Linked DNA regions of Homo sapiens: region 2 is linked to region 1. Evidence: read pairs that join two places in POLR2A ChIA-PET (ENCODE). Cell type or tissue: GM12878. All regions are shown on one strand. Links, peaks and the distances in the headings refer to the core of each region. The heading gives the core; the rest is flanking DNA.

Evidence for each region. Peaks named below come from ENCODE experiments on the same cell type or tissue, not always from the same donor. Only the 100,000 strongest peaks of a DNase experiment are listed, where the experiment ranks them.
Region 2: POLR2A ChIA-PET joins it to region 1 with 8 read pairs; 5 of 35 experiments call an interaction of 5 or more read pairs at or near these places.

The regions. Positions count from the first base shown.
Region 1 is chr11:72,862,251-72,867,641 of GRCh38, reverse strand. All of the region lies in intron 13 of FCHSD2 (FCH and double SH3 domains 2), which reads left to right. Among named protein-coding and RNA genes, the nearest start is that of ATG16L2, 51 kb to the right of the region's middle. In GM12878, for the core only: no CTCF peak of the experiment used is centred there; no DNase peak of the experiment used is centred there.
Region 2 is chr11:72,952,402-72,957,792 of GRCh38, reverse strand. The region is part of intron 8 of FCHSD2 (FCH and double SH3 domains 2); the gene reads left to right. Among named protein-coding and RNA genes, the nearest start is that of ATG16L2, 140 kb to the right of the region's middle. In GM12878, for the core only: no CTCF peak of the experiment used is centred there; a DNase peak (open chromatin) is centred at 2,732; H3K27ac peaks cover 2,714 bases.

The DNA of each region.
Region 1 (5,391 bases), core at 285-5,284:
TCACTATTTGGGTTATCGATGCCTATCTACCAAACTCATCCCATTCATAGAGTAAATATGCTTCGTGTCTGGAAGTAATAGAATAGAAAACAATCTAGTGTCTCTGAAGTTCTCAGAGGTCTTCTTTAGTGAAAATGAAAATAAACATCCAGAGATTTGCACAAAATCTTAAGTGAAAGGAATGTTCTTCTTAGTACGTGGGCTTAGTCTGAAGGTGACTTCAATTCTTGACAGCTTTCATATTCTCCTCACATAGAGAGAGTGTAGGTGAGTTTTACAGACAAGGCCAGGACACAGCTTAAGTCTCCTTACTTCAAGTCCAGGGCTTTTTCTACTCTGATGTCATCTGGTTCAACCTTAGTTTTTCATGTTGGAGATCTAAGTACCAGAAAAATTCGGTTGATTTGCCTGATATTACATAGCTGGATATGTGATGCCTTGCTAGTCAGACTAATGTAATTCCTACTGTCACCTCCCCACCCATTACTCTCTGTCATCCTGTTTATTTCCTCAATGGTATTTATTACAGTTTGAACTTGCCTTCTTTATTTGTTTTCTTTTGTTTATTGTTGTCTTCCTCTCTAGAATGTAATTGCCATATCTTCCTGGTTCTCTGCTCTGCACAGCAAAGTGCCTGACACATAGTTGGTACTTAAATATTTTTGAAGGAAGGAGTGAATGGTTGGATGGGTGAGTGGCTAGTTGGAATAGTGGCAAACTAAAAGCTAAAACTCTAACCTCCCAACTTCCCACTGTCTTCATAGTGCCTCTTTAAATGCTTGTGCTCTTCAGATATCAGGCAGGCTTGCTAGCGAAACTGACGAAAATTTTTCAACATTCTTGGAAGTTTTGTCAATTTTTTCACATAGCATTCTAATTTTCTAATGAGAATACACTTGCACATTTAAAAAGGGTTGTGTGTGGGTCTACATTTTAAGGAAAAACAATCTATTGAAGCTTTATTTTCATTTAACTATTAATGTTAATCCAGCTAGAGGGAAAAAGAAACATCACCCACTTGACTTTGGGGTTGTAAGCACTTCCCCAGTTGTTATTAGAACAGAGTTGCTCTGGCCGTGCATGGTGATTCACACCTGTAATCCCAGCACTTTGGGAGGCCAAGGCAGATGGATCACCTGAGGTCAGGAGTTCGAGACCAGCCTGGCCAACATGGTGAAACGCTGTCTCTACTAAAAATACAAAAATTAGCCAGGCATGGTGGCAGACGCCCATAATCCCAGCTACTCAGGAGACTGAGACAGAAGAATCGCTTGAACCCGGGAGGCAGAGGTTGCAGGGAGCCAAAATCATGCCATTGCACTCCAGCCTGGGTGACAAGAGTGAAACTCTGTCTCAAAAAACAAAAAAAACAAAACAAAACAAAAAACAGAACAGAGTTGCTCCATCTCATGGAATATCTCCTACTATTGCACTTTCTAAAAGTCATAATGCTCATCTACTTCAGACTGTTGTAGAGTTTTTGATGACAGCAAATTCCAGGCCCACTTGATTTGGGCTTCTACAGCAGGACTGTTTCCAACCAATCAAACCCATGATTTTCCTTCAGCTAGCACCTTTTCTAACCAAATCAATTGAGGGGCCATATACCATCTGACTTTGAACTGAGCAGGCACATACCATCTAACTTTGTACTTACTTCCTGGGCAAACTGAAGATGAACAAAACTTGGTCTCCCTCCTCATAGAATTTACAAGCTAGGAGACCAGACAGATCTTCATAGATCTTAATGATACATGGCAGTGTATGACTGGACTACTGTGTAGCACACTTGAGATTGCTTACTTCTAACTCATCTGCACACCTTGGAAAAAGTCACTTCTCTTGGGTTTCTGAAAGAAAGATTAAAAGACTCTGAGATTCCCACTCCCCACCCCCACCAACTCCAGAATCTCATGATTCTTTGAAATACTATCAGAAAAGCTCAATATCAGCTAGAAGAATAGGGAAGAAAGTGTGCCCCATGGAGGATATGTCATTTGAGATAGTCTTTGAAGAATTTTAACAGGAGATAAAGAAGAAGGGCTGTTCTCGTTGTGAAGGAAGGGAATGAAGGAGCTGTGCCTAGTACAGTAGTAGTAAGCATTGAATAAATGAGTATTTTTGAGACCTGTCCAGAGAAATCACTCCTCTAGAGACATACATATCCTCTGTGAAGGGAGCATTTTGCAATTCCATCCGACGTTTTTCTTCCCCCTCATCACTCTTATGGAGCCTGCATCTTTCAACTGAGAGATTACATTTTGTGGAAGATCTAATAATATAAATAAAGGAGAGACATAGGCACAAAATAGCTTAATGAGGACCTATATTTATTTAATCTGCTTTTAAGTAACAGCACTGAAATTATTTAGAGGGGGTTGTATCTCTTCATACTGACAGCTAGCTGGCTGAGGAACATGAAGCAGAAATGCACATTCTAGAGGCTAAATTATTTCTTCCATTACAGCTGCCAACAAAAGCATTCGTCATCTGGAAAACATGATTAATACTACTGTTAGACATTAATAGTGCAACTGAAAAGTGCCTTGTGGAAGATAAATGTTTTAAAAAGACACAGACTACTCCCTTATAGAATAAGGAAGGAACTATACTTACTTGGGTATTAACTCTGCCTTCTGTATCATGCTATAGTACAGAATGTAAGATTGGAAAAAAGGAATCCCAGAGTATAGCAACGTTGTTTTTAAAGGAGAACAGTCCACTGACACAGTTACTCAGTTGCAGGTGTCTGGAGCCTGCATGCAGCTTCCCCTGTTAGATTGCTGCCAGCAACCCCATCAGCCTGTGTCACTCAGCCTCCCTTCTCTTATCATCCTGCTTCTCTTATTCAAAAGCCATACCAAGATGACAACCTGACTTTTGATATTATATTAATTCTGCAATAGAAGAAGTTATATAAGCAGATTACCAAAAAATTGGAAAATACAATACAGAAGAAAATGATTAATAGCTCCATCCTTATAATAGCACAGCTAGCAATTTGGTGTATTTCCTTACTCTTATTTATTTATTTTTTAATTGACAAACAATTGTATATATTTATGGTGTACAACATAATGTGTATTTTTGTTTGTTTGGAGATGGTCTCCCTCTATCGCCCAGGCTGGAGTGCAGTGGTGCTGTTGATGGCTCACTGCAGTCTCAACCTTTGGGGCTCAATGGATCCTCCTGCCTCAGCCTCCTGAGTAGCTGGGACTACAGGCTCATGCCCCCATGCCCAGCTAATTTTTGTATTTTTCACCATGTTGCCCAGGCTAGTCTCAAACTCCTAGGATCAAGCAGTCCGCCCACGTTGGCCTCCCAAAGTGCTGGGATTACAGGCATGAGCCACCACACCCAGTCCATATTTTTATTTTTTCTAATCTTTTATTTATGAGCCACTATGCCCACCCTGTTCTTTTATTGCTTACATTTTCAAACTATAGCCCACAATGTTAACATCACTTCCCCGTTTTCAGCCACTTTCCCCAACTAATGTGCAAGGGCAAACTGCCAGTCTACTCTGTTGTACAGCCTCACTTAGAGTATGAACATCTGCAGAGTTGCATATAAATAAATTCTGACTTTGGTTGTTGTGAGAACCATGCTTAATAATGATGTTGGAGATAAGGGTAAGATAAGGAGTTTCTAAAACTGCTAAGATCATATGCTTTGGCTGGGTCATATAATAGGTATATATTTAACATTTTAAGAAACTGACAAACTGTTTTCCAAAGTGGTTATACCATTTTACAATTACATCAACGGGGTACTAGTGTTTCAGTTGTTCCACAACCTTATCAGTACTTACTATAGTCAGTCTTTTTAACTTTAGACATTCTAATAGGTGTGATGTTGTAAATCATTGTCATTTTAATTTCCATTTCTCTGATAATGTTGATCATCTTTTCATATGTTTATTTGCATCTGTATATTTTCTTTGGTGAAGTGTCTGTTCAAATCTTTGTTTAATTTTTATTGGGTTTGTTTTATTTTTATTGCATTTTAAGAGTTTATACTCTGAATACAAATCCTTTATCAGATATTTGATTTATGCAATTTTCTTCTAGTCTGTGGCTTATTTTTTTATTTCCTTAATACCTTTCAAAGAGCACAAATTTTTAATTTTAATGAAGTCCAACCTACCAATTTTTCTTTTATGGATCATATTTTTGGTGTGGTAGCTAAGAAATCTTTGCCTAAAACCAAGGTCATAAAGATTTTCTCCTAGGTTTTCTTCTGGAAGTTTTATAGTTTTAGGTTTTACATTTAAATCTGTAATTCAGCATGAGCTTATCTTTTATTATGGTAAACAGAATAAGTCAGAGTTCTTTGTCCCTTTTTTGAACTTTTTTTTTTAACTGTCCTTTCGCCACTGAATTGCCTTTGCATCATTGTCAAAAATCAGTTATTCAGGCCTGCCACAGTGGCTTATGCCTGTAATCCCAACACATTGGGCTGAGTGGGAGGATCACTTCTGGCCAGGAGTTTGAGACCAGCCTGAGCAACATAGTAGACCCTGTCTCTAAAAAAAGAAAAAAAAAAATTTCAACTAGCCAGGCATTGTGGTACATTCCTGCGGTCCTAGCTACTCAGGAGGCTAAAGCAAGAAGGTATCTTGAACCCAGAAGTTCAAGGTTACAGCGAACTATGATTGTGCTACTGCACTCCAACCTGGGAAACAGAGCAAGTCTCTTTAAAAAAAAAATTAATCATATATGTATGGGTCTGTTTCTTGACATTTTGTTCTGTTCTATTGATCTGTTTGTCCAGCTTGATGCCGGTATTGCACTGACTTAATTACTGTAATTTTATAATAAGTCATGACTTCAGGTAGTGTAAGTCCTCCAACTTTCTTCTTTATCAAAGTTGTTTTGGGTATTCTAGGTCCTTTGCATGTCCATATGAATTTAAAATTGGTTTTCTACCCCAAAAAGCCTATCAGGATTTTTATTAGGATTATGATGACTGCATAGATCAACTGGAAGATAACATTGCCATGTTAACAATATTCAGTTTTCCAATCCATGAACATAATATACTTCTCCATTTATTTAGGACTTTAATTTCTCTCAGCAATGTTTTGTAGTTTTCAGTAGATAGATCTTGCATATCCTTTGTCAGACTTACCCCTATTTCATAATTTTGGTGCTATTGTAAATGATTTTTTAAATTTCAGTTTCCAATTGTTCATTGCTGATCCATAAAAATACAGTTGATTGTTGTATATTGATCTTATATCCTGCAATCTTGCTAAACTCACTTATTAGTTCTAGTAGCTTTTTTGTAAATCCATAGGATTTTCTATATAACCGTGTCACCTGCAAATAAAGACAGTTTTACTTATTCCTTTCCTATTTGGATTCCTTTTTCCTTCTTACTATAAAATTG
Region 2 (5,391 bases), core at 134-5,133, 90 kb before region 1:
TATTCTTTTTCTGATCCATTTGAGAGCAAATCGTGAACATAATGCCTCCTCACCTCTCAATACTCCAGAATTTATATCCGCCATGCAAGATTACTCCCTTACCTAGCTATCCAAATCAGGAAATCAACATCAGCAGATACTACCATCCAAACCACAGACCCAATACACATTTTTACGAGATGTTCCAAAAATATCTTTTTTATTTCTGACTTGAGATCCAATCCAGGATCATTTATTAAATCTAGTTGCCATGTCTCTTTAGTCTCCTTCAATCTAGAAGAGTTCCTCAGTTTTTTTCCTTTTATGACTTTGACAGTTTTAAAGAGTAGAGTCCTTGGAACCAACCCAAATGTCCAACAATGATAGACTGGATTAAGAAAATGTGGCACATATACACCATGGAATACTATGCAGCCATAAAAAATGATGAGTTCATGTCCTTTATAGGGACATGGATGAAACTGGAAACCATCATTCTCAGTAAACTATCGCAAGAACAAAAAACCAAACACCGCATATTCTCACTCATAGGTGGGAATTGAACAATGAGATCACATGGACACAGGAAGGGGAATATCACACTCTGGGGACTGTGGTGGGGTGGGGGGAGGGGGGAGGGATAGCACTGGGAGATATACCTAATGCTAGCTGACGAGTTAGTGGGTGCAGCGCACCAGCATGGCACATGTATACATATGTAATTAACCTGCACAATGTGCACATGTACCCTAAAACTTAAAGTATAATAAAAAAAAAGAAGAAAAAAAAAAAAAGACTAGAGTCCTTTGATTCTGTTGGATGTCTGTCAGATCATGCATTCTTGGCAGAAATACCTCAGAAATGATGCTGTGTCTTCTCTATGTATCACATGAAGAAGTGCATGATGTCAAACTGTCTCACCCCTGGTGATATTAATATTGGTCACCTAGTCAATTTGGTGTCTTCTAGGGTTGGTTTTTTTTTTTTTTCCACTATGAAATCATCATTTTTCCCCTATGCAATAGTGCTATGGTCTGAAGTTTCCCCAAAATTCATATGTTGAGGTCCTGACCCCCAAGGGGATAATATTAGGAGGTGGGGTCTTTGATTAAGTCATGAGGGCAAAATTAGTGCCCTTATAAAAGAAGTCCCAGAGAGACCTCTTGCCCTTTCCACCACTTGAGAAGCCACTGTCCATGATCCAGGAAGTGGGCCCTCACCAGACACCAAATCTGCTGGCGCCTTGATCTTGGATTTCTCAGTCTCCAGAAGTAAGAGAAATTAATGCTGTTGATTATAAGTCAAAGTTGATTATAATAACCTGTTGATTATAAGTCACAGTTTATGGTATTTCTTGTATCAGCCTCAACAGATTGAGACAAATAGTATTTTGTGGGGAGACTCTGCCAATATCCTGTTCCTTGTCAGACCTCCACTCACCAGCCTTAGCATACTTTGATGAAACCCTCCTGAATCAACCACCTTTATGATGGTTGCCAAATGGTGGTTTTCTATTTTCATCATTTCTTCTACTTTTCTTAGTTGGCATTCTAATGGAAGGAAGAAGTTTCTATTCTCTGCCATTTATGTGCTTGTTTATTTATTTATATCATTATGTCCATGGATTTCTGTTTTATTCAATGGATTGAAATTTGTTACTCTTACTATTTATTTTTACGCTCAAATTGCTCCATACTTGACTGATAGGAGTATGTCCCCATTGTTCTCTGAGCACTTCCTCTCTGGTGCAGGATGTTCCAGGCTTATCATGTACTTTCTTTGCCCCAATTCTGGAATCAACTATTTCCCCAAGAACCCCTGTTTCCTTTTAGTGGAGGATGATATTTAAAAACTAAGCACTTGGTGTGCTCATTGCTTCTGTGTGCTATTACTTTGAGTCCGTAGTGGGCAGAACTAGGAAATATATGTATGTATGCACTGTAATATTATAATTTGAAATACATGTTTGGTCTCTGCCCCCAAGTTCCTGGCACAGAGCTCCTAAAGCCCTTGTAGATAAGGGGCACTAAGAGAATCTTTTGTTCCTATATTTGGTCTCTGACCCCAGTTCCTGTCACAGGGCTCCTAAGACCTTTCTGATTTCCTGAATGATAGGAGTGTCTGACACAGAGCTCCTAAATCCCTTGGAGTTTCCTGGGTCATAGGAGAATCTTGTCTTAATGAAGTAACTCTTAGTGGGCTCCTGAATAGCGTCAGGATGGGGGCTGGTTGCCAAGGGATCCAAACATGATTAAAGGGTTGGAACTTTTAGCTCCACCCCACCCACCTACTTCAGAGAGGAGCTTAAAGGGTGACTTGATCACCATTAGCCAGTGGTGTAACCAATTATGCCCATGAAATGAAGCCTCTATGAAAAACCCAGGACAGGGTTCGGGGAGCCTCCTGGAGGGTAGCCCACCCAGAGAGGGCATGGAAGCCTCACATGCCTTCTTCCATACCTTGCCCTATGCATTTCTTCTATCTGGCTGTTCATCTGTTCCTTTGTAATAATGTTTTATAATAAATGAGTAAGTATAAATAAAATGTTTCCTTGGGTTCTGTGACCCACTATAGCAAACTAATCGACCCTAAGAAAGGTGTCATAGGAACGCCAATTTTTAGCTGGTTGGTCAGAAGTACAGGTCACAACCTGAGACTTCCAATTAGCATCTGAAGTGGGGAGCAGTCTTGTGGGTTAGCAGTCTGTGAGACCTGACGCTCTCCAGGAAGAGAGTGTCAGAATTGGACTGGAGGATGTCCAGCTGGTATCTGCCAGGGAATTGCTTGGCATGTGGGAAAGTCCCCACACATCTGAAGTCAGAAGTATTGTGTTGAGTGGTGAGTGAGGGTAGAAAAAGCACTTCAGTTTTTTCCTATCTTTATTACATATACATACAGCCAGATCTGTTTCTGTATATATCTGTGTGTGTGTGTGTATATGTATAGATATCAATTCACATTGAGATGTCTGATGGCAGGTTCAATACTTCAAGATTCTTTGTAGCCTTCCCCCTTTCTATGTTTGTATGTAAATATCTTCCTTACCATTGATAAATCTGGCTTTCATCATACTCAATATATTTTCTTAATCTCTTTGTACACTACTCATCTCCTGACCAGCCTGGTTACCTACTCAGCCTTTGATTTTTCCCTCCCAAACTTGCTACTCTTTTGATCTTCCCAATTTCAGTAATGACAACTATATTCTTGGAATTACTCAAGCTAAAAGTATTAGTGTCATCCTTCTTGCCCCACTCCAAACCCCTCATTCATCCCATTAATAATTCCTTTAAATAGAATGATTTTTTGGCTGGGCACAGTGGCTCACACCTGTAATCCCAACACTTTGGGAGGCTGAAGGGGAAGGATCGCTTGAGCCCAGGAGTTTGTGATCATCCTGGGCAATGTGAGACCCCATCTCTACAAAAAATAAAATAATTAGCCAGGCATGGTGGCATGCACCTGTGGTCCCAGCTACTCAGGAGGCTGAGTTGAGAGAATTGCATGAGCCCAGGTGTTTGAGGCTTGCAGTGAGCCGCCATGCTGTGCCACTGCACTCCAGCCTGGGTGACAGAGTGAGACCCTGTCTCAAAAAAAAAAAAAAAAAAAAAAAAAAATCCCCACATCTACTGCTAATATTCTAATAATCTAAGCCACCATTATTATCTTTGCATGTACTTTAGCAAGATTCTTCTAATTGGCTTTCTACTCCCACCCCTACCTTTATGTCTATTCTCTGCGTAATAGCCAAAGTGATCCTTTTATAACCTAAGTCAGATTATGTCATTTCTTTGGTCAGAACCTACTAGTGGCTTCTGTTCTCACTAAATTTAAAATTCAGAATTCTTATCAAAGTCCTAGGTCATCTACTATCCCTTCCCTCACTGTAATTTAATCATATTGGCCTTTTACTATTCCACACCAAGCACATTGTCACCTCTGGACTTTCACATGTGATGTTTCCTCAAGCAAGCTCTTAATGCCAGAGAGCCACAGAACTCGATACTCCCTCACTCCATTCAAGTCTTTGCTCAAATGTGACTCTAACAGTGAGGCCTTCCCTGACTACACAACATAAGGCGGCATCTTTTCTTCATTCTCTATTTCTTTTCTTTGTTTATGTTTATTGTATTTATTACAACCTGCCATAACATTTAAGAGCAAGAGTTTTTGTGTTTTTTTTTTCCCCCATGCAGTGTCTCCAGTACCTGGAATAATGTCTGACAAATAGTAGACTCTTGATAAATATTTTGTTGAGTGACTTTTTATGGATTCATGTTCAATAAATTCATGTGGTTGAAATTGATTTAGGTGATATATTAGCAGTATCTTTTATATAGCTGTAAATTAGATGATGTTTTACAAGGAGTACTAGTGTCAAATAAGCTCTCAACTGGCCTTAAGAGAGAGAATTTATTTTCCAAATGTAGATATTTCAGAAAGCAGAATTAGAGATTAAAGATTTTTTGAAAAAGAAATTGTGAAAAAGGAATTTTGAAAAAGGAATTGATGGGAAGTATACTCATCACCAGCAGTAGGTTTCTGGAGATCTAAGATCTGGAGTTTACCTCACTACCTTAGTTTCTAATGCTTGTCATGCTTTCTCAAGACCATTTCTCAAAGAATGTTCCTCTTCTCTAACTATACCTTTTCTTTCTGATCCAGCACTGTTAGGCATCTCATGTTTTCTGGTGTGTTTTACTTTTCTTAATATCTAATACTATGTTTATTTTATTTTCTATTGGAGCACAATAACTTCATAAATATCTCTTATTCTTTGCACTTTCAGTAACAAAATTTTTTCAAGTCAAAGTCTGCCAGCACCATAGAGGAGTAGTTGTGTTTGCTTCAGGATTGTCTGAGGCTTTAAAGCGGGTGAACTGCTGACCTTGAGGAAAAGCAGATAATTCTATCAAGAAAGCCTCCCTCCAGGAGTAGGCTTTTATTGCTTTATTATATATCTTAAACTGTAAGATCCTGTTTCTTCACCTGTGGAAATAAGGTGAACAATATCCTTTTCATGAATTGTAAATATGTGTAAGTGCCTGGCACATAGTAGGTGTTCTGTAAGTATTCATTTATCTTTCTTCCTTCCCTTATCTTCCACTAATCCATATAACTTAATGTCTCATCTCTACCAATAAGCTCTTATGTATCTTAACCAAATTTTCTTACCAAAATTAACTATAGGCCAGGCATGGTGGCTCATATCTGTAACCCCAGCACTTTGAGAGGCCGAGGCCGGTAGATCACTTGAGGTCAGGAGTTTGAGACCAGCCTGGCCAACATGGTGAAACCTTGTCTCTACTAAAAATATAAAAATTAGCTGGGCGTGGTGACACATGCCTGTAATCCCAGCTACTCAGGAGGCTGAGGCAGGAGAATCACTTGAACCCGGGAGGCGGAAGTTGC